Regions from separate parts of the Homo sapiens genome. Here regions 2 and 3 are each linked to region 1. Evidence: chromatin loops called from intact Hi-C (ENCODE). Cell type or tissue: PC-3. All regions are shown on one strand. Links, peaks and the distances in the headings refer to the core of each region. The heading gives the core; the rest is flanking DNA. Region 1 has its middle 420 kb from the start of LNC-LBCS. Region 2 holds the start of LOC105374960 (a long non-coding RNA gene). Region 3 has its middle 250 kb from the start of LNC-LBCS.

The links. A loop is a pair of places that touch in the nucleus more often than their neighbours do. Peaks named below come from ENCODE experiments on the same cell type or tissue, not always from the same donor. Only the 100,000 strongest peaks of a DNase experiment are listed, where the experiment ranks them.
Region 2: a loop joins it to region 1, with 6 times the contacts of the local background. A loop is called at or near these places in 1 of 110 quality-filtered maps.
Region 3: a loop joins it to region 1, with 1.9 times the contacts of the local background. A loop is called at or near these places in 1 of 110 quality-filtered maps.

The regions. Positions count from the first base shown.
Region 1 is chr6:19,375,698-19,385,877 of GRCh38, reverse strand. No RefSeq gene overlaps it. Among named protein-coding and RNA genes, the nearest start is that of LNC-LBCS, 420 kb to the left of the region's middle. In PC-3, for the core only: no CTCF peak of the experiment used is centred there; a DNase peak (open chromatin) is centred at 5,367; H3K27ac peaks cover 1,613 bases.
Region 2 is chr6:19,448,610-19,459,668 of GRCh38, reverse strand. LOC105374960 (a long non-coding RNA gene) reads right to left here and starts at 9,848. Exons shown (of 2, transcript NR_134615.1): 1 at 9,753-9,848; 2 at 321-855. In PC-3, for the core only: no CTCF peak of the experiment used is centred there; DNase peaks (open chromatin) are centred at 4,458 and 4,888; H3K4me3 peaks cover 1,051 bases; H3K27ac peaks cover 1,239 bases.
Region 3 is chr6:19,544,644-19,555,702 of GRCh38, reverse strand. No RefSeq gene overlaps it. Among named protein-coding and RNA genes, the nearest start is that of LNC-LBCS, 250 kb to the left of the region's middle. In PC-3, for the core only: a CTCF peak has its summit at 6,373; no DNase peak of the experiment used is centred there.

The DNA.
Region 1 (10,180 bases), core at 4,358-6,857:
TTTTTTATGGCTGAGTAGTATCTTGTGGTGTGAAATTGTCTTTATCCACTCATCAGTTGATGGGCACTTAGGTTGATTCTATATCTTTGTGATTGTGAATTGTGCTGCAATAAAAACAGAGTGCAGGTATATTTTTGGTACAGTGACTTCTTTTCTTTTGGGTGGCTACCTAGTAGTGGCTCAGTAGTGCTACTGGATAAAATGGTAGATCTACTTTTAGTTCCTTGAGAAATCTCCATTCTGTTTTCCACAGAGGTTGTACAAATTTACATTTGCACCAACAGTGTATAAGCATTCTCTTTTCACTGCATCTGCACCAACATCTATTAGTTTTTGACTTTTTTTGTTTTTTTTGAGACAGAGTTTTGCTCTTATTGTCCAGGCTGGAGTGAAATTGCATGATCTCAGCTCACTGCAACCTCCGCCTTCTGGGTTCAAGTGATTCTCCTGTCTTAGTCTCCCAAGTAACTGGGATTACAGGTGCATGCCACTATGTCCGGCCAATTTTTGTATTTTTAGTAGAGATGGGGTTTTGCCTTGTTGGCTAGGCTGGTCTCAAACTCCTACCCTCAGATGATCTGCCTGCCTTGGCCTCCCAAAATGCTGGGATTACAGGAGTGAGCCATTGTGCCCAGCCAGTTTTTGACATTTTAATAATGGCCATTCTGATTATTTTCACTGGTGTGAGATGGTGTCTCATTGTGGCTTTAGTTTGAATTTCCCTGATGATTAGTGATGTTGAGTATTTTTTCATGTTTGTTGGCCATTTGTGTATCTTTTTTTGATAAATGTCTGTTCATGTCATTTGCCTATTTTTTAATGGGATAATTACTTTTTTGGTTAATTTGTTTCAGTTTCTTGTAGATTCTGGATATTAGTCCTTTGTTGGATGTATAGTTGGCAAATATTTTTCTCCCATTCTGTAGGCTATTTACTCTGTTGATTATTTCTTTTGCTGTGCAGAAACTTTTTAGTTTAATTAAGTCTCATTAATTTATTTTTGTTTGGTTGCATTTGCTTTTGAGGTCTTAGTCATAAATTCTTTGCGTAAACCAATGTCCAGAAGAATTTTTCTTAGTTTTCCTTCCAGAATATTTATGACTTCAGGTCTTACACTTAAGTCTTTAATCTACCTTGAGTTGATTTTTGTATATGGTAAGAAATAGGGACCCAGTGTCATTCTTCTGCATGTGCCTATCCTATTTTCCCAGCACCATTTGTTGAGTAGGGAGTCCTTTCCACAGTGTATATTTTTTTCTGCTTTGGTGAAGATCAGTTGCTTGTAGGTATTTGGATTTATTTCTGGGTTTTCAAATTCTGTTCCACTAGTCTATACATCTACTTTTATATCAGTACCATGCTGTTTTGATTACTGTAGCCTTGTAGTATAGTTTGAAGTCAGGTAATGCGATGCCTCTGGTTTCGCTCTTTTTGCTTAAGATTGCTTTGGCTATTTGGGCTCTATTTGGTTCCATTTGAATTGTAGGATTTGTTTTTCTAATTCTGTGAAAAATGACATTGGTATTTCGGTAAGAATTGCATTGAATATGTAGATTGCTTTGGGCAGTATGGTCATTTTCATAATATTGATCCTTTCAATCCATGACAGCTCAAGTGTCTGAACACAGCCTCCTCTTCTTTGCATTATACTGTGATGCTTTCTGACAAGTACTCCACATTTCTCATCAACAGCCTGGAATTAAGTTATCTTTTTAATTTGTTTGTTTGCTTGTGGGTAGAAGAGGAAAAGGACAAAACAGCAACAGGTTAAGAGTAAGGAATACTGGCATAAGTCTAAGGAATGTCGGACAAAAGAGAGTGGGTACATTTCCCACATAACATCTATCCTACCTCTGTAATCCTCAGTTCTGGGCCCCTGACTGCCCCTACTCATCCTCAACTAGACCACTGAAAGCTTTACTGTGCCCTAGCAAAATCTTCATACTTCTGGTTTCCTGTGCCTGCAGCTGCTATTTCCTCACTATGAAGTGTCCGTCAAAAATTTTTTTTAAGTTAAAGTGGCAGGATAAAGATATATAAGAATAATTCCTCAATACCTCTCTGATATTCTGTGGGCAGATAACTGGCACGTACTTTTTTTAAAATCAAATATTTGTCACAGCCTGTACCTAGCACTTTATCAGCTCCTGAGAGTGACCAACTTGGGCAATATTTAAATCAAGTAGAAGTTGGAAACTGGAGGAAGCATTCTTCAACACTGAATTCGGCAATAGTGTGAAACCTTTAGGAAAATGGGCACTCTTTGAATTAAAAGGTCACTGTCAAAAAGAAAAGATAGACTTATGGTCATGATGAGACCATGAGCTGGACTTCTAAAGTTCATTCTCACCTCCTGCATATTAAGAGAGTAGATTCAAGTATTTGGTCTGCCTATGCAACTCCTGGGGATCAAAGTAGCCTCCTGATGTGTACTAAATAGTTGGGAGGAATAATAATTGGGTGGAATCTATAGCTGACGCCCTGAATGAGAATGAACAGTTTGTTATTGTTTCCTAATGATTCCATCTTTATGCCCATCCTTGGGAGTGCCCTTTTTCCTTTGTAGAAATGAAAAAAACAAAAAACAAAACAGATACTGTAATGGAATGACAAACAGAGGGGCAGGGGGGCAGGAGGGGTTTGCTAGGCTCTGAAATTCTGAGGAGAGAAAATAATGCAACTGTCTTAGTAAATGCTTGTTAACACTAATAATTTAGAGCACAGTTTCACCAAGATTAGTTTGGATCTGTTGTAAGCCTATCTCAGTAGCAGAATCATTTGTACTGCTTGCCTATGGGAACAGCTGCTATTTAGTTTCTTGATTGAAGATTCACACCCTCTTTGCCCTTTCCCCCAGGCTTTGAAACCATCTCACCTGGGCATTGAAATCACAGCCAGATTCTTCATGTTTTATTTCAAGCCAATTTACTGTCCAAACAAGGTCTTTAAAATGTGGCACTGACTGTAACAGTACCATTCATCGTTTGCCTAGCAATGTAAACTGACAGGTTTCTGGGGCCCCTGCCAATCTCGAAGTAGAAGCTCTTGTCACCACAAATAAGGGAAGGTCATTGTACCTCTGGAGCATATCCTGACCCACTCAGGATGTTCCTAGTTCACTGGCACATCTGTCCTTTCTCGATGGTATTTTTCTGGGAGCCCAAAACAGAAATTTGAATGAACCAGAAACTCAGTGTTTGAAGAAAGGTCTCCCGTGAACTGTTGTCCTCATCGAAATGCTAACACAACGCCGGTGGAGAGTCCTAAACTCTAGCAAGAAAGCCAAGAAATGCCTCCACACAAAAGAGGCTGGTTTCAATGGGTAAAGTAGTCCTGAGGTAGGAAGGTTAATGTTCCAAGTCCAGGGGATGATTCTCAAATCTTCGCTGTGCAAGGAACATATTATCTAGATTTCCAAATTGAAGATTCCTAGGCATCAAAGGGTAACTGTTACAAAGATAACCCAAAACTAACATGAACTTCATTTCATGTCTCCTTCCCAAAACTTAAAAATTCCAAACTTGTTACATTGGGATAAATCATGCAGAAACACTCCAGCTGTTCATGACTTTGTGAAAGCTGAATTCAGCATTCTCCCTTTTTCTCCTTTGTTTTTCAGAGAGTCATTCTAAAAAGAACTGTCGATATTGGGAACCTTATCGGTCTCTAATTCCCTCTACATACTTACCTTTTCTTCCTTCACTCCTAATTTTTGCTTTTAAAAAACAACCGTTTATTTCCAACTGCAATATTAGGTTCAATCAAGTTTAACAAACACTTAGTAATCCCAAAGAAAAGTCAAGTTGCTTTTCTGGAAAGCATTTGGCATCATTTGTTTCTCTCAGCAATGGACATAAAAAATATATGTTGGTGGAGATACAGCAGGGTGGTGGAGAGTACATGGCTTTAAAATCAGACAGGGCCTGGTTCAGCCCTAGCTAGATTCAAATCTGTGGCCTTGAGCATGTCACTTATTTATTTTTCTAAACTTCTTTTTATTCAACTATTAAAAGAGGGAAGAGAGACATAATAGCCAAAGAGGGAAGAGAGACCTAATAGCCTAAAAGCGTTGTGAAAATGAAATAAACTAATATAGATAGGTGGCTTATGCCTGTAATCCCAGCACTTTGGGAGGCCTAGGCAGGCAGATCACCTGAGGTTGGGAGCTCGAGACCAGCCTGACCAACATGGAGAAACCCCGTCTCTACTAAAAATACAAAATTAGCCAGGCGTGGTGGGACATGCCTGTAATCCCAGCTACTTGGGAGGCTGAGGCAGGAGAATCACTTGAACCTGGGAGGTGGAGGTTGCAGTGAGCCAAGATCACACCATTGCACTCCAGCCTAGGCAACAAGAGCGAAACTCTGTCTCACACCAAAAAAAAAAAAAAAAAAAAAAAAAAAAAAAAGCAGAAAATACATAATGTGTTTGGCCCATATGGGGACATTTTAGCATCTCTTCCCTGTCTGTGGGGGGATCACAGGCTCTAGATTTCTTAGCATATCCTTGGACCATGGGTTTCAAGCTATTTTTTGTTTCCAGAGGCTGTATTGCCCTTAATGCATGCACACCTTGCTGCTTAACACACTATGTACCGGAGATGAAAGTGGAGCTGCCCTGGATTTGGCAGATTGCAGCTCTGACACGTCAGCCCCTCTGAGACCATTTGTAGCCATCTCTAAGCAACCTACAGGAAACTTGGAGGCTGCAATAAGTTGCGCCAGATGCCACCAACTTGCATGAAAGCAGAATCATGTGGTTTTAGAGCCAGAAGCCACTTTAGATGTCATCTAGACCAGTGGCTTTCAAATTTATTTGTGACACACATTAAGAAATTCTATATATTGTGTCCCAGTGCACACAAACTTATGTGTGCCTGTATGTACATAACTGAAGGAAATTTTAATGAAACAATTCTTACTTTTACTATAGGCAATATACTCTGCTATTTTCTATCGTAGTTCATTTTAAAATAATATTTGTCAGTGCCACTGAATTGATTTCATGACTGGTGATTTTAAAAGCAGTGATCTGCACTCCTCGGCCCATACTGAAAATAAAGACATTGAAATACAGAACTTTTCCTTTTCTGCCTCATGTTTCTATCTGGTCCCGAAACAAAATCTCTGTGGTTTACTTTTACTACTTACAAATGCATATAGTGCCTGAAGGCTTTTGGAGGTCAAATTAACATGTTCTTTATCCTGGGCTGATTTCTAACAAAATTCATGATGCCTAACAGAACAGAACACACTTTATGGGGCTCACACAGTCAGTCCAGCTCTTTAACCCAGATTTAATACTTCCTTTCTGATGTGTCACCAAGCGCTATGGGTGTTCCTTGACCTTGTAAATACTCCAATGATATAACATATCTGAATCATGTTTTCTTGAGGAAAACATTTGGCAACATCCTGAAAACAAGTTCGTACCCTCATTGTTCCTGTGACCACCTGGTTTGATAGCTGAAATAAGATGAATTGAGTAAAATGAATGTTGCTGCAGCTGCTGCCAGCATCACCATGCCAGCTACTGCTAATCCCTGGGCTTCTGCCTCTGCCCAGTGACTTGTCTGTTTCTGCCCCAGCTTGGTGTTCTCAACTTTCCTTTGAAAGTTGCCTTGTGCCAATTAAAAAAAAGTTTTTAACCCTTTTACCCCTAATTTTTGCTTTTAAAAACAACCTTTTATTTCCAACTGTAATATTAGGGTCAATCAAGTTTAACAAACCCATAGTAATCTCAAAGAAAATTCAAGTTGCTTTTCTGGAAAGCATTTGGCAACATTTGTTTCTCTCAGCAATGGGGATAAAGAATATGTGTTGGTGGAGATACAGCAGGGTTGTGGAGAGTACATAGCTTTAAAATCAGACAGGCCTGGTTCAAATCTGTGGCCTTTATTTGTACAATAAACATCAGTTTATTCTACAAATCCATGTGACTTTTGAATTCCACTCCATATACAGCTTGAAATTATTAGTCAAATGGTTTGCTTTTTTTTTTCCTTTTCTTGAATTATGCTTCATGGAACATATATCTTATGTTGTGAAGCATGAGAAATAGGCTGATCTGGGTTCAAATCCCACCTTTATCCTTGACCAGTTCTGTGGACCCGGCAAGGGACTTTATTTCTCAAAGCTTCAGTTTCCTTATAACCAAAGACTAATGATAAAGTAGTTGTGATTATTATATGGAATGGGGAATGTAAAATAGTCAGCATCTGTATGTAGCCAATAAATGTTGATCCTTCACTTGTCTTTTTCCTTTCTTTTAGTGAAGTTGCTAGAGTGAGAAGTGTGAAATGCTATCTGGTCACACTATAATTGTTTTTAATGAATCAGAATGTTAGGTGTTCTGTGCATAAATAGTAAAGTCTTTTGATAGTTTATACTTCACTAAACAGTACATGTAAGTGTGTACTGTTATAAACTGTGATTTCCAGTGACTTCCTTACATTAACATTAGATGGCAACAAAAACTGGCTAATGGGATGGAATTGACAGGCTCATCATTGGTGATAAAATGTCGATTTCAAAGCCACACATATTTTTTCTGGGTAATAATTATTAGGTCTAATAATCCCTAAGAATAGATATGCTTAATTATTCAGATTTAATAATTATTACCCATCAAAATTCCAACTGTGTTTCTGGCACTTACATCTCTACAAGGTGATAGCATGTCAATTCCATCCTGTTCAAGGTGAGTCATCACCTTGTTTTATATCTCACTGGTCTCTGGCTTATAGAGCCATTCAACTGCCTGCCTAGTCAAAAAAGACAATGTAGAGAGAAGGAAAATCATATCTATGTTGCCAGCTGGGTTAACCCATCCACAGTGACTTTTTGAAAAGTAAGTTTCCATGGAAGTAAAATCTTTGGTTCTTATAATGTCAATCACATTGATCTCTATTGTGCTTCTAAGGATAATAAATAATTCAGGGTCAAAGATAGAGTGAAAGGAAGAAGGCTTCTTTTGGCCGTGGTTATATACATTTTCTCTTGCCACTTCCAATGTCATAGAGGCCAGAGAACATGTTGTAGCCTGTGCTCACATGCATATCCCTATAGATGTTGCTCAGAAATTCCATCTTCTTCATTCTTTCCATCTTGTTTCTCAGAGGAAAGAACTTACATTTGAAAAGAGAAGCAAAGATTTTCAAGTCATTACAAGATTATCTTTTTTCCTTTAGTTTTCTATGGATTTCTTTTATGTTCTTTGCTATTGACTGTGTGTTGATTTGTGAGGATCAAATAATGTGAGTGTGAGGACCATTAATTAGTCAATATTGCAAATTCTTGTAAGATAAGAACAGATAATGAAGAAAAGCTAATTCCCTTTGATACCCATATGCAGTAAAGATCTTTGGTGGCTATAAAGTAGATCCCAGATTGTACACACTACAAACGCAGACATCCTGGAAGGCCAGTGGTGGTCTAAGCCCATGGAGCCTCAAGGAAAAGAATAATCTAGGAAGCTTTTTCCAAGAGCATGGCCAATGTGCAGAGAGTGAAATGAAGGAGTATTTTAAGTACATGGTGCTTAGGGATCGTGCTTATACCATCCTCAACTCCTGCCCTTTGCCCCGCAGATTTGTTCTGCAGCTTTAACCTGAGAAGGCTCTGGAAAATAAAAAGAAAGCCAGAGAAAATAAAAAGAAAAAATGAAGAATTTCTTAAGTCTCTGTTAAGACATTGAGAGCTCAAGCAGCTGCCAGAAGAGTGGAAGTCAGGGACATTTCTCATCTTCAGGGAGAGGACTGCTGCGTGTGCTAGAGAACAGGGAAACTGGAATGTGTGGATATCACACAAGGGAGGGGACAGCAGCCCAGGCTGTACACAACCATCGATGTAGCCATAGAGCCCCACCTTCATGTAAAGAGCAAGAAAGAAGAGCGTGGGAAGCAAAGAACTTTGTCTCTCTTGCTGGTGCTCATGGGAGCCAGGATCAGCATCCATATATGGTCATGCCAAACTAAAGATTGATGGCAAGACCTAGAGAGGAGGAGACAGTGGCAGGGGTGAGTTGTGGAGGGAAGGGCATAACCTATATCACTGGTAGAAATGTGAATTTCTTCCTGGTTACAGAAAACTATTCTGGAAATATCTGTTTAAAACAATACACATACCTATTGACCTAGCTATCTCCTCTGGGTCTTCATCACATTATAGAAATAAAAGCACTGGTATATAAGAATATTAGAAGTTTAGAGTAAAAAAAAGTTTAGAGTAAACTTAGAACTAAGAATTTTAGGAAAGTAGAAGAAAAATGTTTATTATAGCATTGTTTGTAATGACAAGAAACTGTTAAATATCGGAATACTTGTGATTAGAAGAATGGTTCAATAAACTGTGGTATATTTATATAATGAAATGTTATGGAGCTCTTAAAAAGAATGAGCTATATCTAGATTCATTGACTTGGAATTATCCCCACAGTGTACTGTTAGATGAGCAAAGGAAGACAGAGAAAAATATACAGTATGATCTCTTAAACAAAACCCTTAGAAAAGAGTCGATAAATGTACATCAGTGTATATGGGAAACTAAGAATATGGAAAAAGGTGAGAAGAAGATACATATGAGGCTATTTATTTTGGTTTCTTTGGTAGGGTTGGAAAAGGTAAAAGGTGAAAATAATTTTAAACTATTTTGCAAAATAAAACAAATATTAACAGAACATGTAATCTATTAAAATTTTTATGATACTACTCTATGTGTATGTTAGCAATTGATGCCTAACAAGCACATCAAAATTTAATGGCTTAAAAAATCCACTTAATATTTCTCACAAGCCTGTGGGTGGGTTTGGTGGTTCTGCTTGTCTGGATAGGGCTCAGCTAATCTCAGGTGGGCTCAAATAAAATGAATGAGGTTAGACACCTTCAGAAATGATTTCTAAGTGACTTAATTTTAGGTGTTTCTCGTCTCCTATAAGAATCCCTGGGAATGTCACATTTCAATACTTGATACCAGGGTGTCTACTACTACCACCACAACTATTATTAATTGGTAGTGGTTTTTCTCTTACAGTTGGAGTTTCACTTTCATACCCTTTCATGATCTTTGCCAATATTCTCTATTCTATTTCCTCTCACTCTCCTTAGTTGCCTTAGGCACCACTTTTTCCCCTTCAAATGTACCAAATAATCTCACGGTTACTTCTCACTACAGTAAAAGTAATATCTGCAATTGAATTATCACCTTAGGAAAATGTCCAGTGGCCTTTTATTTATTTATTTATTTTTGAGATGGAGTTTCGCTCTTGTTGCCCAGGCTGGAGTGCAATGGCACGATCTCGGCTCACTGCAACCTCCGCCTCCCAGGTTCAAGTGATTCTCCTGCCTCACCCTCCCGAGTAGATGGGATTACAGGCATGCACCACCATGCCTGGCTAATGTTGTATTTTTAGTGGAGACAGGGTTTCTCCATGTTGGTCAGGCTGGTCTCGAACTCCTGACCTCAGGTGATCTGCCTGCCTCGGCCTCCCAAAGTGCTGGGATTACAGGTTTGAGCCACCACGCCTGGCCATCCTTTTTTATGCTTGGGCAGTTATGAACATAGCTCTTATTCTTTTCCTGTGCCTCAGAATCCCTGTTCTTGGTAGCCTTACTAAAGTAGATCAGGTTGTATTCAAAAACTTCCAAAATGCCAAACCAATGACCTTGTAATCCAAATCACTTTGCTTAAGGAAAACTAAAGACCAACTTGGACACTTAAATGCTTCAAATACATCTTAGTGGGAAAGTGTGCAACCTGGCCCAAGTTGGTGTTAAATAGATGTTTAGTTTTTACCCCTCATCATTGGCTAAGTATCCTGCTATCACTTCCCCTGCCACCAGCAGGTTTTCCCTGCTGGATTCTTGTCTGCCCAGGGTAGCAGAAAAACAGAACACAGTTTCTAACTTCTTCTCTCTTTAAAACTGGCACTGCTACTCCTTTCTATTTTGGGGAATTTTTACTGTAAGTAAATACAACAAAACCAAGCAGCAGCAAACAAGAAACAAGCACTGAGACAGTGATAAAGGTTTCAGAAATCTCAAAACAGAAACTGTGAATTGGTTCCTTGGTTCTTCTTGAAATATAAGCCTATAGCCCTTATTGAAATACAAGAGTACAGCTCTTTCTCACAAGCTAGTCTCTGACTCCTTTTTTACATACTTCTTATGTCTCTTTGGGTCCTT
Region 2 (11,059 bases), core at 3,504-6,003, 75 kb before region 1:
TCACGTGAGAAACATTTATAAAAACTTCTGATACAAAATAGGGAGCAGAGAATCTCTGCAAGAGGCCTAAACAATTATTGGTGTTGTTTCAGTGTGTCAGATAAAGAAAGTGAGAAATGAAGCATTTCTTGTATATTTAAGGCTGAGTAAAGGTTATCATTCAAGGAAAGATTACCTTTTCTTTCCATTCATCCAAAAGATAATTGCACAATATTCACATTCCTCAAAGCACTCTGAAGATGACATGGGAATTGAAACTTCTAGTGTATCCAAAGGAATTTAGAAGCACAGAATAATGTCAGGCTCAGATCAAATAAAAATAACTTTTATGTCTCCATTTATTAAAAATGCATGTTTTGTTTTCAAATGTTTTCTTCCACAGCAGTTACACACTGGCAAGACCCAGTTTGAAGCTTTTTAACTAGTGCTTTTTGACAACTCCAAAGCTCTTTCCCTCCTGTCCAAATGCTGCTCCTTCATTAAGTCCCCCAAGGAAGCAAACCAGCCAACGGCAAATAGAGACAATACACCCTCCTTGTTCCAATGAACTTGTTCCGTTCATTTGTCAGAAAATGGAGAGATGCTTGTGAGAAAGCTGACTTGGAAACAAAGCCCACACGGGGCAGTCCTGTTTGGCACCACAATCTTTTATGTAGATGGTGGATGAGGATCTTATATGCCATTTACACAAAAATTAATACTTAAAACAACATGTACAGAAAGTGGTTCCAAGTCCCAGTCCCATTGCAATCTCTTCGTGTTCTCTTCTGTGTCTCTCAGTATTCTGTGCTATTTTCTAGGCTTCTTTCTTCTTTCAGCGCACTTTGTCTTCCTGTGTGCCCCTTCCTCCTCCTCCTTTAAAAATTTAAACCAGAATGATTGCAATTCTTTCCTGGAATTTGTTCTTTCCATCAAAATTAGAATACAGTATTATCCCTTTACTCTAAAAACATTCTTGTTTTTTTATCCAACCCAGAATATGTGGAAGCAAAAGATTAACATACTCTAATAGCTTTTTATAACATAAAAATTTATATTGGCCGGGCGCGGTGGCACACTCCTGTAATCCCAGCACTTTGGGAGGCCGAGGCGGGTGGATCACGAGGTCAGGAGATCGAGACCGTCCTGGCTAACACGGTGAAACCCCGTCTCTACTAAAAATACAAAAAATTAGCCGGGCGCGGTGGCGGGCGCCTGTGGTCCCGGCTACTCGGGAGGCTGAGGCAGGAGAATGGCGTGAACCCGGGAGGTGGAGAGTGCAGTGAGCCCAGTTAGCGCCACTGCAGTCCGGCCTGGGCGAAAAAGCGAGACTCCGTCTCAAAAAAAAAATTTATATTGTCCCGAGAGCTACATTTTGTGAAACAAACATCTGCTGATCGTAGTCCATGTACCAGCTCTGTGGTAGTGATTGGACAATGAATAGAATGGTCCCTACCTGCAGCTAGATGACAGTCTATGTGGTTAACATAAGCTATCTCTGTGGTGTCTTTGACACCGTACCCTTTTGAGAGGGGAATGCTTAAGTTCCGGCTCAGACTTTTATCCCAAGATTGATAAAACACAGTATGATAAAAATGTTCTTCCCTTTTTCTCATTCATGAAATGAGTCAATGCGACTAGGCTGAAAGATTGTTTTCTGCTTGACTATTTCATATAAACTGAGTGGTAAAGAGTTCTTTGGCCTTCTCACAGTCTGGTTTGATTTTTCTGTGGTGGTGACATTCAGTGTCTCTTTGAGGAGCTGGGAAGGCAGGAGGCAGAAAAGGGGCCTAAAGAAGGGGAATACAAACTTGAGCGCAACCCTCAACTTTCTTAGATTTTTCTAGTCTTGAGAGTAGAAGGAATGAATCAAGTCTGCATATATGCCCAAATCTCTCCAAGCAGACTCTTTGTAAGCTTTGACTTTATGTGCTCAAGTAAGAAAATCTCTTCTGTCTTCATTATGATTAGATTCGATAGCGATATGGTGGGTGAAATGTTGCTCTCTAAATCTGAATCATGTGCCGTGGGGCAGAGCCCAGGGTTTGACCTGGGGAAGATGCTCTTTTTGAAACTTCTCCACCATTAATTTATGCATTCACAAAGTGGAAATGACGTCTTAAAGATGGGGGTCCTCTTTCTATGTTATGCTTCTTCATTTTCAGGCAGTGAGTAAAGAAGCGTAAATACAGAGATGGCTTTTGGGTTGCTATATTCCCACCTGACATACGCTGTCTCTGCAGGGCTCCAGAACTGGAACATTATACAGAGTCTTCAAAAACCCTTAATTCACTTTTGAGCTTTAATTATTTCAGAAGTATGAATGTACTGTCTTGTTCAAGTGTCTCTTAAAATAGTAATTATTTATATTTTTAATATGTATGCAATTTTGGGAATCTTAACTGATTTTTTTATTTTATTTTTCTAGTCAGTGTGTACCATTTTCAGTAAGAGAAACTGGAAAAAGTTAAAAACAGATTTTGAAAAATTCACAAAACTGCATGAGCCTAGAGGAAAGGTAACCAGAAATATGACAAATGGTCTTCGGAAGTTTGTAGCATTTGTTTCTGCCTAAGTTATGAAAGCTCAAAACTCCACTAAGACTTCTGGGATAACCTGTAATAGGTGACAGCTTATTTTGAAATTCAAATACTTTCAAATATTTTAAAAAATAGATTGAAATGCAAAAAGACAAGAACATGCATTTAACATAACTTTTGAGTTAAAAACTCAATAAAATTAATGTCAGAAGACATTGGATGTCTATGGATGCTGATAAAAACTATGGATACTCACAAAAATTAGTCAACCTCTTAAAAGAAGTTTGTTTTTAACAATAGATTTTCGATTTAGAGAGACATCACAGAATTTTGCCAATTCTGGAGGCCAGCTAGAGCTTCTCTTAGAGATTGGGGCAGAAGAAGTCAGCAGTGAAGTATCAATTCATGACCCTGGCTTAGGAAGCCAGACTCCTAAGCTCTTTTGATGTAGCTTCTATTTAGAATACAGTCAAGCCTGGGTCACTGCTGGGATTTTAATTTTAGACACAAGGGATGTAAAATATTGGGCAATATGAGCAAACTTTGCACTTCTCTCTAGAAATGAAGGAGTTACATTCTCCTGTCCTGTCTGACGTTTGGTTACAGAGTGCAGTGAACTGCTCAAGAGTAAGGCATTTGGTTAAGAGGCGGCACTGCGTATCTATAGAACAGATTAAAGTGTATGCTGATTCTGTTTGCTTTGAGAGCAAATATTTTCCCTGAATTTTAGTCTCTTTGGTTGGATGTACGGAATGGGCACGTGCAATGGGCACCATGCCTTGCTCCATCAGCAGCCCTGCCCTCTAAGGCAAGCTGGCAGTGTGAGGAGCCACAGTCACCCATCAGCTGTCTGTGTGTCCTCCATTACACACTACATGTATAAATTATAGCTCATGTCCTCCTTCGTGCCTCACTTAGAGGGTTTATAGTGGCAATTACCTGTTCACAGACCTACTGCATGTTTGCTGCTACCATGCCCAGTTCTGAATCTGGCTTCAATCAGATATTTGATATGTCTTTACCAACACAATAGACATTAAGCTGATACAACGAAGTACAATAATTATGTGATGTGGGATGCCCTTGGTTTGCTGGTAAATTTTATTTGGGGTTATGCAGTATAATCCAGGCTTGCTGTTGGATTTCACTGGCATCGACACAACTGAGGAAGAAATCCAAACCTGGACATGCCACTTATGCAATTAAATATGCTGCCCCTTGTATATACTTTACCTCCCATATTTTACAGTGAGACAATAGTTTCTTCAATGATCAAGTGATACAGCATGTAGTAATTACTTGAAGTGATAGTAGCTCTGATTTTTGGCTCCATGTAGTGATGCCCTTTCTAAAAATTCAAGTCATTCAAAATTGGAATAAGCTGCCTAGTGGGTGGTGAATGCCCCATCACTGGAAGTGTTCAAGTGCAGCCATCTGTCAGGAATGCACTGGACAGAACCACTATGTTGGGTAGGATATGATGCCCTCTAATACTCTTTGCAATATGAAGTTCTTTGGTTGTTTCAAGTCTTCATTTTGTAATACTGTAATGATTCAGATTAGGGATACTCACTCTTCACTTCCAACTGGCCTTACTATAGAAAGCACTCTCACTTCCCACAATTAAAAAATGTACATTTGCCCAAATAACGGCATCCTCAACGTCGTTTTGCCCTTTTCCTATTATAGGTATAGCGACTGAGAAATATGTGATGACTAGATCTAGGGGAGGAGTGGGATGCCACACTGCCCAGCTCTGCTGCTTACTAGCTATGCGACAGGGGCAAGGTTCATAAACCTGAACCCTGAGGTTGGTCATCTGCTAAATTCAAAGCACAACAAGTACCTCCCCAACAGAGCGCTGAAGGACTAAATAAAAATTTAAAGTATTTAGCACAAGGCATAGTACTTCTAGGAATATGAGCATTCACTATTTGTTGTGGTGGTTTTTATTGTTTACCTGGGTTATCTGTTCTCAATCAGCAAATCTGTCACTTGTGTACCATGAACAGATGATGGATTAGATTTAGAGAACTGTGTTAACTATTGGCATTTTTAAAGGACAAATAAACATGATCATTTTTTGCTATTTATGTATTTTCACTCATCTGTACATTAATTTCTATAACTCTATTAATGATGTTATTTTTAAGGACAGCTTTAAAGTTTGAACAAATACTTCTTATGTGTATAGTCAACTTAAAACAATTTTAAATAGCCTATAATTGTGTAGTACCTCTCTTAAATTCCAACCTCAGGTTTAAAAGCCTGTGTTACTTATCATCTATTGCTATTAACATTGTGGAAGCTTATTGTATTTATGTGACAGACAATATTTGGACTTAAAATTTTTCAGATTTTTGTTGTGTTTACTGAGCTCTGATTCATATAAAAGTGGTAGCTCCAGTTTAATGTAGGAATTCTGCTTGCATGTGCGGCTTTCCTTCCCATTGAAAGAGAAATGATCCCAGTGAGTGAAAAGCAAAGATAAGCTGAGAATAGAGTTGCAATCTTAGTTTGTGCAGGTGCTGTTTTGTTAACATCCTGGTGCATGTGCATTGTATTTTTGCACACACAGTCACAGTCAATTTTTTTTTTTTAGAACATGCATTACAATGTTCAGCTCATTACAAGTCATAACAAAGCTCCGTTGGAACCAAAGAGAAGACTCATGCTCTGTATATACCGAGAAGCTGTTCCCATTGTAACTCAAAGAATTCTAGTTCAGAAAATATCAACTGGCAATTTGCTTTGTGGGTTGTTTACAGACCAGCTACTTTTTGCCTTCCATTTTTTATGTGCTGTATTGAGACAGTCTCATACTTTGAGGTTAGTCTTCTCAAACAGGCTTTAAGATGATAAAAATCACACCAGGTCCAACTGGATCTTTATGTCATAAGACCATTTTCCCTTTTCCTCTCTACTTCTTTTCCTCCATTCAGAGCTAAAACAAACCACTTCATAAGAACCTCATGAAATTTTCCCTGTGTGCACTTTAGTTAAAAGACCCTCCTGTGCAGTGCATTCAACTCTGTGGGGACACTGTGCCACAGTCAGCTTGCTGGGAGATCAAAGTGGAGAATCTTCAGCTTGCAGAATGCCTGATGTGTCTCTGTAATGCATCTAGCAGGCTTTCTGAGTGCACTCTGTTGCAGAAGGCTAAAGGGAAAGGGCATTTTATCATAACACAGAAGACATTCAAATTTTGAGATAGCTTAGAGGATCAAAATAATTTTATCTTCAATAGATGAAATGACTAAATGGCTTTCCCCAGGTCAACATCCACAGGGATACATTCTCAGGCATTTTTGGGGGGCACCAAATTTCTTCTTTTTTCCAATCAGAAAATTTCTAATTTGATTTATAAATTATGAATGTAACTTCTCAGTTCTTTAAAATATGAGATATGGAGAAGGGTTGTGTTGGCTACTACTCACTTCAGCAGCTCAGGTAATACAGTGTGTGCATTTCAAGAAATATTAAAACATGTTAAATATTGTATATGCAGTTTTATTCTGGGCTTTTAAGCTTTCTCTCTCTCTCTCTCTCTCTCTCTCTCTCTCTCTCTCTCGGTCACTCTCTCTCTGTCTTTGGCAGCCTGGTCTTGTCCTCAACTAAACTATTTCCTGCCTACTAATTTTGAACAATAACTTAAGTTTGCTTGATAGATTATTTGTCATTGGTATCTCAATTTCTTTACCAAGTACCTTTTTTTGCTGAAGATCTAGTAAATAGTTCGACAGGTTTTGAAAGCGGAAGAAACTTTAAAAAATCATTTTAGTTAAGTGTTGACCTCCACATTTTATGCAGTAGGGGTCTGAAATTTGTGCAATATTTCACATTTACTAAGTGAATTACATATTTTATCTAATCTATAACACCAAAGATTGTAAAATATGCCATCACTTTGTGTACCGATAAGACAGAAAAAAATTACCAACTTAAATTATGCACTCACTTTCATATAATCACTCACATCCAGATTAAAGAGAGATTATAAGCATAAGATCATGCTGTTAATACAAACGTATCTCTCCTTTATGAAATATATAATTTGCACCCTGTATTTCATAAACATAGCAAATATTGCAAAGAGTAAGCACATGTCTTCTCTAAGAGGAAATCAGGATAAACACTTAGATTGACTGGGGAGGCAGGCACAGGAAAGGTGAAATACCAAATCAAGTATACTAAGCTTTAAGACATTTTTTTTTTTTTTTTTTTTTTTTTTTTTTTTTTGGCTAGAGGCTGTCCTGGGATTACTAATAGACTACATAATAAGGCAAGCGTATCCAATATTCTCTTCTAGTTACAGTGCCTTCCCTCTCTGCACATCATGGTTGTTTGTTGCAAGGGATCACCTGAATGATAGTGATTGCTCAAAGTTCCTAAGCTTCATAAGATTGACTCCAGGGCATTGCTGCTGGTGCTGGTAGCTGTTCCCCAGCCTCAGGCCCTTAAACTCCTGCAGGGGGAGTGTGTCTAGAGGCTGCCTCTCTTGTCTGCTCAGACATTTTATCCACTGTCTCCACCAAACCAGAGTCATCTCTGGGGCTTGGAGGAGTGATACTACTAGCTTCCTCACAGGACAGGATCCTTGGCCTAGGAACAGTAGATACTGATTAGAAATAAAGGAGATTGGGAAATCCAAAACCAATTATATAGCTTTTGCTTTGAACCACCTATTAGTGTGTGGCATAGTCTATCAGTGTGAATAAATAAATTGTAATAATTTGGACTTGATCCTTCTTTCGTAAAATGTGTGGTCTGTAGATATCACCTGTGAGGAGAGATGGTATTTGTCATTTAGATTCTACCTGACTGCTAACTTGCTTTGGAAAAGTAGATGATTACTTTGTCCGAAAATGAAGTGTAACACTCCAGTCTCCAACGAAACAAAAAAAGGTAGCATGTGTACTAACAAGTCTCAGAAATCACCCCTGTTTAATTAATATCTTGCTTTTATTACTCAATATTTTGTATTCTATTCAAAATACCACAAAATTAAGATAATAGCTCCGTAAAATTGATTCAGAGATGTTAATTATTTCTTTGCTTGTCTCCAGACTTATTATAATTCATTACTTTCTCCTGATGTGGTTAATGTTGTCATAGTTTGGAGCTGGTATACTGTACCATTAAGAATTTTTATAAGGCACCACTTATATGATTATATCACTTTGATTTTTAAAATGCCTTCATTTATTTCCTGGAAGTTATCAAGCTGACATGAAAAAGCCATCATCTAATAGGAGTGAATTTTCATAATGCTATTTTCATCAAATTTTATCCTCAGATATTGTATTTGGCCCTGTGACAAACATTAGATTTCCTTTCTTGCACTTTTTCTTAATCTAATAAAACATATGTTATGTATACTGACTGTATATTATTGGTTGTAATATACTATGTATATTTTCTTGTTTTTATAAATGTTTTTCAACTAAAATTTTTGTAAATAGAAGCAAGCCTTTCACAGCTATATCTATGGATCCCAAAACAAGAGGAGAAAATTGGTGGTTACCTGTTACACTATGTAGCAATCACTTATAATTTTTATGAAACAAATTCTATTTGGCAATGGAATTTAATCTAACAGGACTATTGCAATATTGTTGGCTTCCTGCTTAACTTTGAGTTGGGTAACCCAAAGGGCTGATTGCTTGTCTGTTGGCTATCAGCTCCAGGCTCATGCATCTGTGTTTCTCTCTTATAAGCAAGCTGAAAGTCTGCGAACTTTATTTTTAACAAGATTCCCTCCTTACCAAGCAGCTTTCTTATACTCTCCTAGCGGGAGGTCCTACCAGGAAATTGGACGGTGGGAATAAGCTTGAGAGCATTTTATAAAAAAGAACGAGATCATGTCTTTTGCAGGGACATGGAAGGAGCTGGAGGCCATTATCCTCAGCAAGCCAACACAGGAACCGCAAGTTCTCACTTATAAGTGAGAGCTAAATGATGAGAACACATGGACACATAGAGGGGAACAACACACACTGGGGCCTCTCAGGGTGGTGGGTGGGAGGAGGGAGAAGGTCAGGAAAAATAACGAATGGGTATTAGGCTTAATAACTGGGTGATGAAATCATCTGTACAACAGACCCTCATGATACAGGTTTACCTGTGTAACAAACCTGCACATTCTGCACATATACCCCTGATCTTAAAATAAAGTTTTTTTTGTTGTTTTTTTTTTAAGGATTGTGGGCATTTTTTCCTCTCTTGGCTTCAGGCAGTGTATAGGCAGAGTAGCAGAAGAAGCAGGTTACTTCTATGGTCTTGCCAAGTAGTGGCAATGGTGGCTCTGACAGCAGCCGGAGATTATCCAGCAGCTTTAATGGCAGAGATTATGGGCTCTTGAATAGTATTTTCCCTTTCAGTCTTGTCACTGACAGGATAGAAGTATCATCTTGCAGTTACTGATCAAACCCTCTCCTTTTTGCTCTTTTAGATCCTCCAATATTAAGTAACCAATTTTCTACATTGTTACCTGCATTAGAAATTCCTCAAGTTGTTTCAATCTTCCTGGCTGAGCTCTGACTGATGGATCTAGTAAAACCATATAGAACCTTTGCACACAGCAGGGGAAAGCCCAAATAAGGAACCATGGGAACTTGATACTATTTGTTCATCTAGGTCTCAATTAATGAGCAAGATTATTAAATGTCTACAGGCAACATGTTACACAAAGTTGTAATAATAATAAAGAATAGAAAGATTGTATATTTTGGCTAAGTAGGTTGCCAGTTTACTTATTTATTCATTAATTTAATTTTATTTTTTTGAGACAGGGTGTTACTCTGTAACCCAGGCTGGAGTGCAGTGGTGTAATCATGGCTCACTGCAGCCTCAACCTCCTGGGCTCAGATGATCCTCCCACCTCAGCCTCCTGGGTAGCTGGGACTACAGACATGCACCACCATGCCTGGGTATTTTTTGGTATTTTTTGTAGAGATGAGGTTTCACCATGTTCCCCAGGCTGGTTTCAAATTCTTGAGCTTAAGCCACCTGCCTACCTGGGCCTCCCAAAATGCTAGGATTATAGGCATCAGCCAGTGTGCCCAGTGAGGCTGCCAATTTACAATTCAGGGAGAATCTTCCTTGGATTCTAAATATTAAATAATCAGCTGTCTTTACTCAGTTCACACCAATTTGATCATAAGAACAAGCACCTCTCATACCCTCACATTTCCCCCATTAACACAGAACTCTCAGCTACTGCCCAATACTCACCATTTTCCACTGTCTTATTCCATCAGATCCATTAATGATCATGAAAAGCACAGCTGCAGTGTTGCCATGAAGCCACTTCCTACCTCCTCTAGCTTCCAATATTTACTAATTCTGGAAAGAGTCCTTTCTGGTCATTTCTACTTGTTAGAACCCCCAATAGATAAGGCGCTTTTGCCCCAGTCTGTCACAGAAATTTTAGTGTCATGTCTAACTCAAGTTTTGCTCTTTATTACAACCCTCTCTCCCTAAGCAGAGGGTGGGGTTATGCAAATAATAGGCACAGCACATACTCAAAAAACCCTTTCCCCTTTGGCTGTTCACTTAAGCATCTCAACATGTTCTCCCTCAATATGTTCTCTTTATCAAGGAGCATTCTTAGTTTGAACCCTCTCCCCGCCACGTCTCCAGGACCCCAAAAGATGTCAATATCCTATGGTAAGTTCAACTTAGGCTGAAGCTGGTGTCCTAGCTACATACTGATCGCCCAATTCACTGACTATTTCAAGTGTCACTGTTATTGTCTGTGTTTATGTTGGACTCTATTGTCTGAAGTTTGGACAAATGAATTTTTCTGTGCCTAAACTTCCTGACATGTTTAAAAAGAACAAAAACGGGAGTGGTGAGGCATGTATGTGGCATGGTGACACTTCACTCCTGACAGTGGTTGACCCCAAAGTACTTTTTGTAAATACTTGTTATTTAAATGCCGAATAAGTGATAATAAAGTTTATTTTATTATTTTGCTTCAATAACACAGTCTCAAAGCTCTGTGATCCCATTTTCTAGTTCATTTTTTCTCAGTCACCTAATACCATAGTTGCATGGGATTCAAGCCCCTTAGTGTTAATTTAGGGACTTAATTACTTTTGGGAAGCTTGCTGGCTTCTAGCTCTTTTAATTTTCAAACCAAGTTTAAAGAGAGTCATTGAAAGTCACTTCAAGTAATGTTTTAAGGCAAAACACCCTAAGCTTTTTTTTTTTTTAAAGTACATGGTGCTAAGTAAAGTTTAACTCTTAAAAGATTAACTATGGTGTAATGAATGTGTACTGTCCATGGACAGCTTCCTGGTCTCACCTGGGCTAATTATTTGCGAATTATTCTCTGCTTTCAACTAAAGTGTGCACGCACACACACACAAATGACTTGTGCATTTGTGTGTGTGTGTGTGTGTGTGTGTGTGTGTGTGTGACCTATTTCTCATGCCATTCGCTTTGTGTGTGCCACTAGGGACCTTTGAGGGATCACATCACAGGGAGCCGAGGATATGGCAGAGTAGCTTCTTTTTCAACCATTTTATTGTTGCTCT
Region 3 (11,059 bases), core at 4,852-7,351, 170 kb before region 1:
CATGCCACCATGCCCAGCTAATTTTTGTATTTTTATTAGAGACGGGGTTTCACCATGTAGGCCAAGCTGGTCTTGAACTCCTGACCTCAGGTGATCCGCCCACCTCGGCCTCCCGAAGTGCTGGGATTACAGGTGTGAGCTACCGCGCCTAGCTTATTTTTTTAAAAAAAGCTAATCCATAATTGAATATGAACTAAAAATGTTCTTGGTCATTAGGTTGAATATTTTTATTGTATTAATTTCCAATTGATTTTTCCTCCTTTGGTTCTATTCGCTGCAGTGGTGTATGACTTTAAATGTAATTATAAAACATCCTTCAGTCTCACATAAAGCATTAGTTTAAAACACCGGTTGTATTTAAATGTCTTTTCTCATGTCTTGTAAGAATAACTTATGTGGATAGGTTTTAATATTTTTCATATAAATTTGTAAGCAAAGAGCTGGAAAACAAGTCAAGCAAAGACATCTTTGCTAAATCTTACAGATAGTGTAATGACCGACGAACAGAGGGAGGAATCATGGGGAACAAAGGAGAACACTGGGGAATTAGAGGAGGCTCTAGCGGAGTATTGATGGAAACCCTGCTGCTGCCCATTAGCCCTGCCAAGAAGCAGGCAATAACACCACCTGTCTGCTTGGCAGCCACAGGTACCTACACATGGTTCATGTTTTTCTCCTCTCCAGATTTCAAGATTTAGATTGGAGACCCAACTAGTTAAATCAACAGGTGAGATAAAATGTTGTGAAGCAGAAAACCACTCTCAGCCTTGGCGTATGGGGAAAGGGAGAGGCAACCTGGAGCTCTCTTCAGACACATCTGAGAGTTTTGTAAGGGCTTCTTGTCTAAACCCTTTCCTTGGCCTCTGGGCTTCGGCAAAGCCAGCAAGCTATCCTGTAAGCTGGCGTGATGCCACTGTAACAGATGGCCAGGAGCGTAGGCAGCAAAAAAACCATGCGGGAGCATCACAAGGGAGTGCTGAGGGCGAGAGCTCTAGGCACAAGCCTGGAGTCTGTCTGTCCATTAGCCAATGCTGAGCTCCTGAGCAAAGTGGGCATAGGGAATGTTTCAGCCTGCATCTTTGGCTGTTATGTACTTTAGGCAGAAGTGCCAGCCTTGCCTTACATGTGTTTTACTGTTAGGATTTCCACTCCACCTCTGATGTGTGTGGGTGTGTGGGTGTGTGGGATATCTCAAGAGGGTGATGACAAAGATAGGAATATTCTAAATAAAACTATTAGTGTTTCTAGTTTGCTCATTTGGTCCCATTCATTCTGCATAGTCCTACTAAATTCATCTTCTAAGGCACAGCTTTGATTCTATCTCCTCTTCCCCTAAACTTCTGATTATCGTGATGATGATGATGAAGATGATGGCATTGATTATGATAGTGGAGTGGCTTCTCTTTGTTAACTACTTATTATGCGTAATTTCTTACTTCATAGACAACCAGAACTCAGAAACCAACTTCCTACAAAGGCCCCATGACTAATCCATGTCAGAACTGAGATCTGAATTTATTATATCTGACTCTAGAAAAAGCCTTAACAAATATGCTCTATATTTGCAAATATAAGCAAATTTATTTGCCAGAGATTCTTGGTTGTCATCAATAAACAATTTGAAAAAGTAAAATCTTTCAATTTAACTAAAAGTTTAGTTTAACGAAAAGTTTATTATTTTAGTTTTGTGATGTTTCTCTGTAATTTCTTTTTTTCTTTTTTGAGACGGAGTTTCACTCCCCGTCGTCCAAGCTGGAGTGCAGTGGCGCGATCCCCAGTAGCTGGGATTACAGACGTGCGCCGCCAAGCCCAGCTAATTTTTGTATCTTTAGTAGAGATGGGCTTTTGCTATGTTGGCCAGGCTGGTCTCAAACTCCTGACCTCAAATGATCTGCCCACCTCGGCCTCCCAAAGTGCTGGGATAACAGGCGTGAGCCACCATGCCCAGCCTCTCTGTCATTTCTTAAGACAATATTTGTTCTGAGAAACTAGATTCAAGTTAATGAGGACCAGGATAAACCATATGTCTTAACAAAAGTACTAGATTGACCCTCTGTATTGTGGTAGAGTAGCTCATTGTAAAGGACACATTTCTTATCTATTTTTAGAAACTGGCAGAGTTTCAAATGACATTTCTATTTTTATAAACTTATCTGTGACTTCATGTCTGAAATCAATACATATGAAGGAAGAAAGATCATTTCATTTGTTCTTTCTAGACGCTAAGGCTTCAGCATTTATCTTTCCCACAATTGAAACTCTCATGTAAAGGTACTAACAATACTAATCTTTCTTATTTTTAACCTGAATCTTTTCTAGCATTTTCTCATCTCCAGAAAAGAAAGAAAATGTCTTCATATACTTGAAGATAGTTATTCTCTCTGTATCAGTTAGCTACTGCTGCATAACAAATAATCATAAAAATCTCAGTAAGTAAAAAAACATAAGCATTTATTCTTACAGATATGAGGTAGGCTGAGGTTCAGCTGACTGCAGCTGTCTAGGCTGGTATAGGTTCACATGAGCTCTCACTCTCCAGCTGGGGTCAGTTTATTACTATTTCCACAAAATTGCAAGTCTCAGCTTTTGCATCTACTCAAAGTCTGTTGTTAAGAATATTTTGAAGATGGTATTTTCCTCTTCCAGGGCCATGTGATAAAATCCTTTTCCAGGAAGAAATTATCATCACAGAAATTTGCTCATCTCAGTATATAAGGCCCTTCTGCTCTAGCTCTCTAGCATCTAAATGCTCTGTGTTCTACCCAGCCATGTATAAAATATGTTCCTTTGATGTGAAGAATAACTTCCTGATTGGGATTGAGCTGAAATGGGGCCCTCCTTTGGGCAGAAACATAAGTGACATCATAATTCCTGCGAAACATTTACATCTTCCCAGCCTGCATCACCTGAAAATTTTGCTTTGTAATCAATTTTATACCTACTGTCATTTGGGCTTGAATTCCTCTTTATTAAGGATTAGATAAGACGTTGGTGAGGGGCTGGGAGGAGAGAGAGAGAGACAGCATGTGCATGAGTCTTTTGTATGTGTATGTACCTATGCATGTGTATGATTAAGCAGAACATATTTATTTTATAATTAAGCATAATCTTTATTCCTTTAATAGCAGTGCTATTAAGTGCATCTGACGTCCATCAGCAAGTATGAAATATTAATTTGTAAATGTTTCATTTGTAAATGACCCTCTCCCACACATGCCAAGGATCAGTACTTAAATTTCATCGACTGTATTTTTAAAATTTCCAATCTGAGGACCTGTGAGAAAAGTTACAATTTAAGATCTTTGCTCACATCTTATTTTCATGTTAACCAGGCAGAACAGGCTGATTCAGATGTTTGGAAGCATCAGAGTACTTAATCTGTTACCACTGCTTTGCATCCTATCATGTTCTAGACTTCTTAGGAGCAATCTTTATTTATTTTTGGAGCTCACAGATTGCATTTGAACGAGTCAGGAATATTTTCCAGCTTATTTTAGTTAACTTACTCATATTTTGCCCAAGTGGAGAAAAAATACACTGTTTTCCAAAGAGTTAGTATTAGTGCCATTCTAGTGATAGAATATTATTTTACTTGATTACTCCGAAGACAAAAGAAATTCTCAAACTTGTCTGGTTTCATACATGCACATGAAGGTGTAGACCTGCCCAAATAGCACATTTCTCTTCATTAGATAAATCAAGTCGAAGTTCTCACTGAAATCTTGTGTTTTAATTTTACTTCCCACACCTAAATACTTAGTGTTTTTAAGTAATCCTTATTCCTTGAGCTCATGAGTAAACCCACAAGCATTACTTCACCTTTAAGAGCTACTCGAGTGATAAATATCCATGTTTGACTCAAAGCATGCACTCCCAGTGATGATGGGACTAGTTGCCTGGTTATTTGTGGTTATTTTTGTAGCACCTGTGGATTCCAAGATTGGTCATTTGTTTCATCAGAAGTATGTGTCATACATTTTTATTAATTCACTGAACACAGGTGTTTCCTGATTATCTACTTGATTAAGTATACGTAGCTAGCGACCAAATTAAAACAGAACAAATAGGACCTTCCATGCTTACTTCCCTTCCCATATCCATTTTCATTATCATATAATGTGAAGCTCAATGGCCACTGTCTTGTTTTAATTTGGTAGAACCTAAAATCACTCCAGACTCTTCTCAGTGCCAAGCACAATGCCTGTTGTTTGTTGAATGAATACATGAATGTATGACTGAATGTATGCATGTATTTATGAATTCTTTTAATATAAACAGTCACCACTAATGCCAGGACCATGGATAAACAATCCATGGATAAACTTTTATTTTTACTCTTATTTTAATCTTCACTTGCAGATATTATTCTTGAGCATTCAGAGACTGTCGGAAGCAGCATGCAGCAGGGAGGAATAGAGATAAGGACTCTAACAAGGGCCAAATCTTTCTGCCCATTAATCAAACTCATAATTCCCATTGAGACAGGTAAAACAATGAATAGCACTAAGGAAAAAATTACTTTATATCATGAGCATATTTAAAAGCTAAAATCAGTGACTGGTGTCCCAGGGCACAGCAGAGATACTTCTAAAAGGCAAAGAAGTTTGAAGACTCTCATTAAGGAGATGTCGCCTGCATGCACAGATAAAACAGGAAAGAAAAATGTATCTAAAGTTCCAAGGAAATGTAGACCATATTCTTCCTCCCACTCTATTTCACTGAATGATTCTCTAAGTTACAATATGAATAAAATGGAGCTTGAAATAGACAAAATGGGACTAAAGCTTTTTTTTTCCATGTAATATCTTAATGGAATTCCTACACCCTACCTTCTGCCCAAGATTATTTGGCTTTTCTATATACTTAGGAAGGAAAATTTTAAGTTTGTAGTTAATGTCACTTTCAATAAGTACCACCACTGTGTTTCTAGATACCCCATGTTTAGGGTATTCAGGGGATATATTTATTTGGTCATGCCTTACCCATTTAGATTGGGTACCATTTGTACTTGCAAGCTTTAATGGAAATGATAGCTAAAACGTGAATGAATGCCTCCTCTGTGGGTAAAACTAAGCCTAGATGCCAACAGCTATAGCAGTTAAATATGCGCCAATTTTCATAAAAAGAGCAGCCATAGGCAATGAAGGCTGGGCAGAATGCACAGAAACAGAAAAAGCCTCCATGAGTTGCCTTCTCTACAGTCTGCCTTCTCTACAGTCTGCATGCCTGCCTAACCCTTTACTAATGCTCTCCTTCACCCCATAAAGAGATGCACACACCCCTGTGCACATCCTGTGGCCAAAATTAGAGCAGAATTTCTCTTTTTCTCTCCTTTCCTCCTGTAGCAAAGAAATGTCAACTCTGTTTTCTTAAAAGCATATTTTTGAAAAATCATGCCCCACTATTTGGAATTCTCCGAATGACTGTATTTCAGATTCCAGAGAAGAGCGATTCCTACAATGATTTGCATTTAAGCATGAAGGGTGACAGCCAAATGGCTCATGTGCCCAGTTAGCCATGTTAACTTCTAGTTTTTAAGTCTCCTAAAAGTGCAACACATTAAAAACTAAAACTAAGATCAAACAAAAACAAACAAAAAACAGGATTCTCTATCATCTAATGCACAGATTTAAAAGCTTCCTGAACTGTCCTGACTTGGCCATTCTCATGAGGAGATTATATAAGGGGGTAGAAGCCCCTTGTATTTTAGAATTTGCAACTTGATAAGCTTTATCTCTAAGACAATGCAGGGTGACTTCTAAGCAAAATGTAGTCACTCATTTCTTTCATTGATTCAGTGAGCAAGTGCCAGGTCCTGTGTTGGCTTGTAAAGAGTGCAGAACAAATTAAGACAGAGGCTTGTTCTTCAAGGAGTTCATGGTATAGTGAGGGAAATGGATACAAACATATAAAATTGAAATTATATATTTATATATAAATACGTTATTGAAAATGAGTTGTGGAAAGACAAAAGTAGGGTCAAGTAATTCAACCTGGAGTTGTTAAAAAGGCTTCACAGATGAGCTGAGTCCTGAAGGATAAATGGTGACTTACCCAAGCAAAGATAAGAGTATGTGGAAAGACATATAGTGTGGCTGGCAACAAATTCACTAGGACTGACATATAGGGTAGAGGAGACTAGATTTGCACTATCCAATAAGGTAGTCAATACAACATGTGGCTATTTAAATTTAAGGACTGATCACATTTCAAGCGTTCAATAGCTACATGTGGCTAGTGGCTACTGTGTTGGACGGTGAAGACATAGAATCTGTCCATCATAACAGCGAGTTCCATTGGGTGGTGCTAGTGTAAAAATCAGGCAAGAAGTCAGGGTTGGATATAGATTGGGCATAATGAACACAGAGATGTAGTTGAAACTGTGAGTGTAGCTTTATTCAGAGAGCAAAAAATGAGGAGAGAAGAGGGAGCCCTCTGGTGTACATCACCATTTAAGAGGATGGGGGAGTAGATGGTATTAACAAATGAGCCCAATAGGAATGGCATGAAGAATGGACAGCAGAGAAAGTAGCAAGGTGATGTTTGCGGACATCTGCAATTGTTAATGATGTCCAATACTGTAGAAAACCTCATGAAAACCAAAGCTTTATAACGAAAAATTAGGAAGACATCAGTGCTATTAGTGAAAATTGGTTAAGTGGCATTGTGTGTGTGTGTGTGTGTGTGTGTGTGTGTTTTGGAGTGGATGTGGCTAGAGGATAGGTTGAAGTATGAAGTGGATTGAATGGTGGCCCCAAAGATACAGCCTTGTGACAACCAATGGAAGTTGACAAGAGGCAAGGAACAATTTTCCCCTTAAACCTCCAAAAGGAGCATGGCCCTATCAACACCCTGATTTCTGACTTCTGACTTCCAGAACTGTGAGAGAAGAAACTTCTATTGTTTTATGTTGCCCAGTTTGTGCTAATTTTTTACAGCTACTATTGGAAGCTAATACAAAGGGTATTTAGGAGATAATGAGGAGTAAAGAATGGAGAAAGTTTTGACAAATAGCTACAAACTCACATGTTCTCAAGGGACAGGCAGATAAAGTAAATAGCTGAAAATGAAAGTGGGAGGGGTAAAAACTGTGGAGAATTTGAGATTACATGTCCAGCCTACCAAATCAACACACAGATTATATTTCCATACTCTACCTCCCATACCTACTGAACCTGATTTATTGATATCTTTTTTAAAATGTCCATTCTCTCTTGCCTATATAGCTTAGACTTTATGTTTAGCCATCTTAGCTAACTTGTCAAGTCAGGTTAAAATTCCTCTCGTTCTTTTTACCTTATAGTGTAGGTTTCCTGTTTATTTCCTAAACCTGATTAAATTCTTCTATTTCTCTACCCTTGGGATAATTTCCCGGTAACTATGATCATTTCTCCACTACATACTCAAATTCGCTCAAAACACTTAGGTCCTCCCTACTGAGCAGATTTGGTTTTATTTATCTCTAGTTCCTTCTAATTTCCTCTGCAGTAGCCATCCCAAAATGTTACTCTTGAGAACATAAAACCCATCTCTTTCATTTGTCGTTAATGAGAAAGTTGGGATTATCCAACATGCACTTCCTCAATTCTTCTTCCTTCAGGGTCACAATTTCTTTATGCGGTTACTACATTCCATTGTCTTTCCTTTTTATCTTTGGGGATGTAGTGTCCTTTCCCATCTTAAGACTAATTTTTCCACTCTCTGAAATGAGACTTCGCTTTTTCTGTCTTTCTGAATATATGTGTTCCTCCCCACCCTCTATGTTCCCCTGATATTTTATTCACAGCCTTCCTCCCCTTCCTTTCTTTTCCCTGATTGATCTCATCCAGCTTCCTGTGGTAATCTCATCCCAATTCTCAACTTCCTTCCTGAGCTCTCTCACTATTGGCCACCTCCAAGATACACTATAAAATTTCAAACACTGAGCTTAAACTTATACTTATGGCCTTTCCCTCTAAACCCTATTTTACCTCAAGAATGCCCTATTTTTGCTGATACAGGGGAAATCCTCCCTGATGCATAGATTTGGAACCTGGGAATCAGCTTTAAATCTGCACTTTCCCTGATCCACCTCCCTCCATGTACGATCATTACAGATTATGGTGCCTTTCATATTGTAGATGTTTAAAAGGCATTCACAGTGGCTGATATCGGCACTGGAATAAAGTGGAAAGAACACTGCATTTTGAAACAAAGATTTGTACTTGAATCCTGGCTTGAACATTAAGTACCTTTGTGATCTTTGGCAAGTCACTGAACTTCTCTTTGCCTCAGTTTCCTGTCTCCAAAAAGGCGATAGCAATAATGATCTCAAAGGATTGTTGTGAGGTTACAGAGCCTAATGTCTTAAAAGTTCTTTGTAAATTCTAAAGTGACATGGTTTGATTTAATCTTTGGTATAACCAGGTGTATATTCCCCAAATTGCTCTCATTCTCAGAGAGAAAAGATTTGTAAAAAACAAGTAGGGTTGGACCAGTTAAGAACCCCCCTTTTGCAATAGGCAAACTGTTCTCAATGGCTCAAGTTCTGTATTAAGTTTGTCAGTTATTAGTTTGCACCCACATGAAATTGCTATCCATGTGGGTCTTTTTTTTTTTGAGACGGAGTTTCACAGTTGTTGCCCAGGCTGAAGTGCAATCGTGCAATCTCGGCTCACCACAACCTCCGCCTCCAGGGTTCAGTGATTCTCCAGCCTCAGCCTCCCGAGTAGCTGGGATTACAGGCATGCGCCACCATACCTGGCAAATTTTGTACTTTTAGTAGAGATGGGATTTCTCCTTGTTGGTCAGGCTGGTCTCGAACTCCCGACCTCAGGTGATCCACCCTCCTCGGCCTCCCAAAGTGGTGGGATTACAGGCATGAGCCATGTGGGTCATTTTTAAGGCAGTTGTTGGAAACTGCATATGGTCCAAACTAGCAGTGATAATACCTCCCTTTCACATTTCCTCAGGAGAGTCTAGCCATTGGAAGGGCACGTGGTTCCACTCGACATTGCACAAGCAAGTCCTTTGTGAATGATATTGGGGTGGAGGTTATGCCAGCTTCTGTCACTGTGCCTTCAGCGCCAGCAGTTCTATCCATTTGGGGGCCATAATTACCTCTGTACACTGTAGAGTGAATGTGAGGGGTGAAACTGCTGACCCATCCACTGTAGTCACTTGGACTCATCAAGGGACAAAACACGTATAAGGTAACACTACTGTTATGATTAGCATTATTAGGTTCATTATTGACATCAAGGTCCCTGATGTTTTATTAAGATGTGGAAGTCTTTAACTTACTAAATGATGATGATATTGTGTATAATTCATCACATCTTTTCTTTAATTTGCTGCTACTTATTCTAAGTGCTTAGGGCTTGGTGCTGAGGTCTATTGTGGCTTCCTTTCAGCTGACAACTTCATCTTTAAGAAAAATCTCCCTTTCTTATGTGGCCTAATGAATATCAATAAAATGAAATAAGATAATATCTTCCTTAACTAAAATATATCTGATAGGAAGATGGGCCTGATAGGATTGCCTTTTGGAGTGGAGCTGTCAACCTCAGAATGCAACTCTTTATTTAAATATAAAGCTATAAAAGAGAGCCTTGTTTTCATATTGTGTGGCAGTGTGTATATCTGTACATTCAAAAAATGATTTTTTTTTCAGTATGGGACACTTTCTACTTAACAAAACATTACAAGTAACCTTGACTATACAATGTAAGGCATGTCGCCTCTTCAGATTCTGCATCTTCCTGATTCTATACTCAATGAGGTACAAACGCAAACTCCAGTTCTGGTGTTCTTATGTAGTGTTTAATTGTACAGATTCCATAAAAAATCACTTAATATAAAGAAAACAAATACTCTTTTTTACTGCTGCACTAAATACTTTTGCTAGCAAATGCTTTGGGGGTGCTTTTTATTTATGGATTTTTCACAATGCCAGAGAGCTTTTGTCTTTTTTACTGCTTTATATTTATGGTTGTGGGATGATCATTTTCTGGTTGGTTTCACATTGAGCTCTTTCAGAACTAGTTGGAGTAGTAATAGTTTCTTACTGTTTATACTTTCTCCCCCTGAGTCCTATGTTAAATCTTTTTCACTCTATCAGTGACACTGCAGTATATTATGCTATACATTCTTAGGCTATTAACTTTGGGCACTGCTAATGATTTCTTTTATATATATAAAATAAAACATGTAAATGTTTCTTGTTAAAACAAGAAAACTCAAAACACAATCAACCTTATCAACAAAAGCTGGAGATTTTCTTTCTCCAAGTGAGATTGTAAGCCAGAAACAGGTTTGTAAAATCCCAGTGTTGGGAAACAAAGTAAATTATAAAAGACCCCTAAAGGGAGAGATTTAGTTTTCCTAAAAAACAGCTTGCTTGGTATTCCATTCCTACATTGAAAATTTTTAAAAAGTAACACATTTGAAAAATCAACAGTAGCAGCACAGCAGTTTTCTCGACTACAAGAAAATATCTAAGTCTCTGTGAGAAGACTGGAAGCAAGAAAAGGTGGAAGAACCTCAGAGTCACCTGCAATCTCACATCATTGTGCTCAGATCTTTTAAAGGAGCTCTGAGGAATATCTTACTTTACCTCTGGCAGCTCAGAGCCCGTGAGGATTTAATCTGAAATTAGAATGTGTAAAGTAACTGGAGAACAAGCACTCTTAGGGGCGAAGTTTAACAATGAAAGATTTAAGGGAATAAGGTGATTCAAAAATGACTCCTGAACACAAGAAATGGAACTGATTAGAACAAAAGCAACCAGTATTTGTATCTTTAAATTGAGGATTGCCTACTCATAAAAAGTCTTTGGAAGCCAGTGGGCTCCTGACTGACTTTACTGTTCGGCTTCCTTTATACTGTGCCTTTTTGAACCAGCAGGGTTTTCACTCGTGTCCGTGTGAAGAGACCACCAAACAGGCTTTGTGTGAGCAATAAAGATGTTTATTTTGCCTGGGTGCAGGTGGGCTGAGTCCGAAAAGGGAGTCAGCGAAGGGAGATAGGGGTGGGGCCGTTTTATAGGATTTGGGTAGGTAAAGGAAAAAGGGGTGTTGTT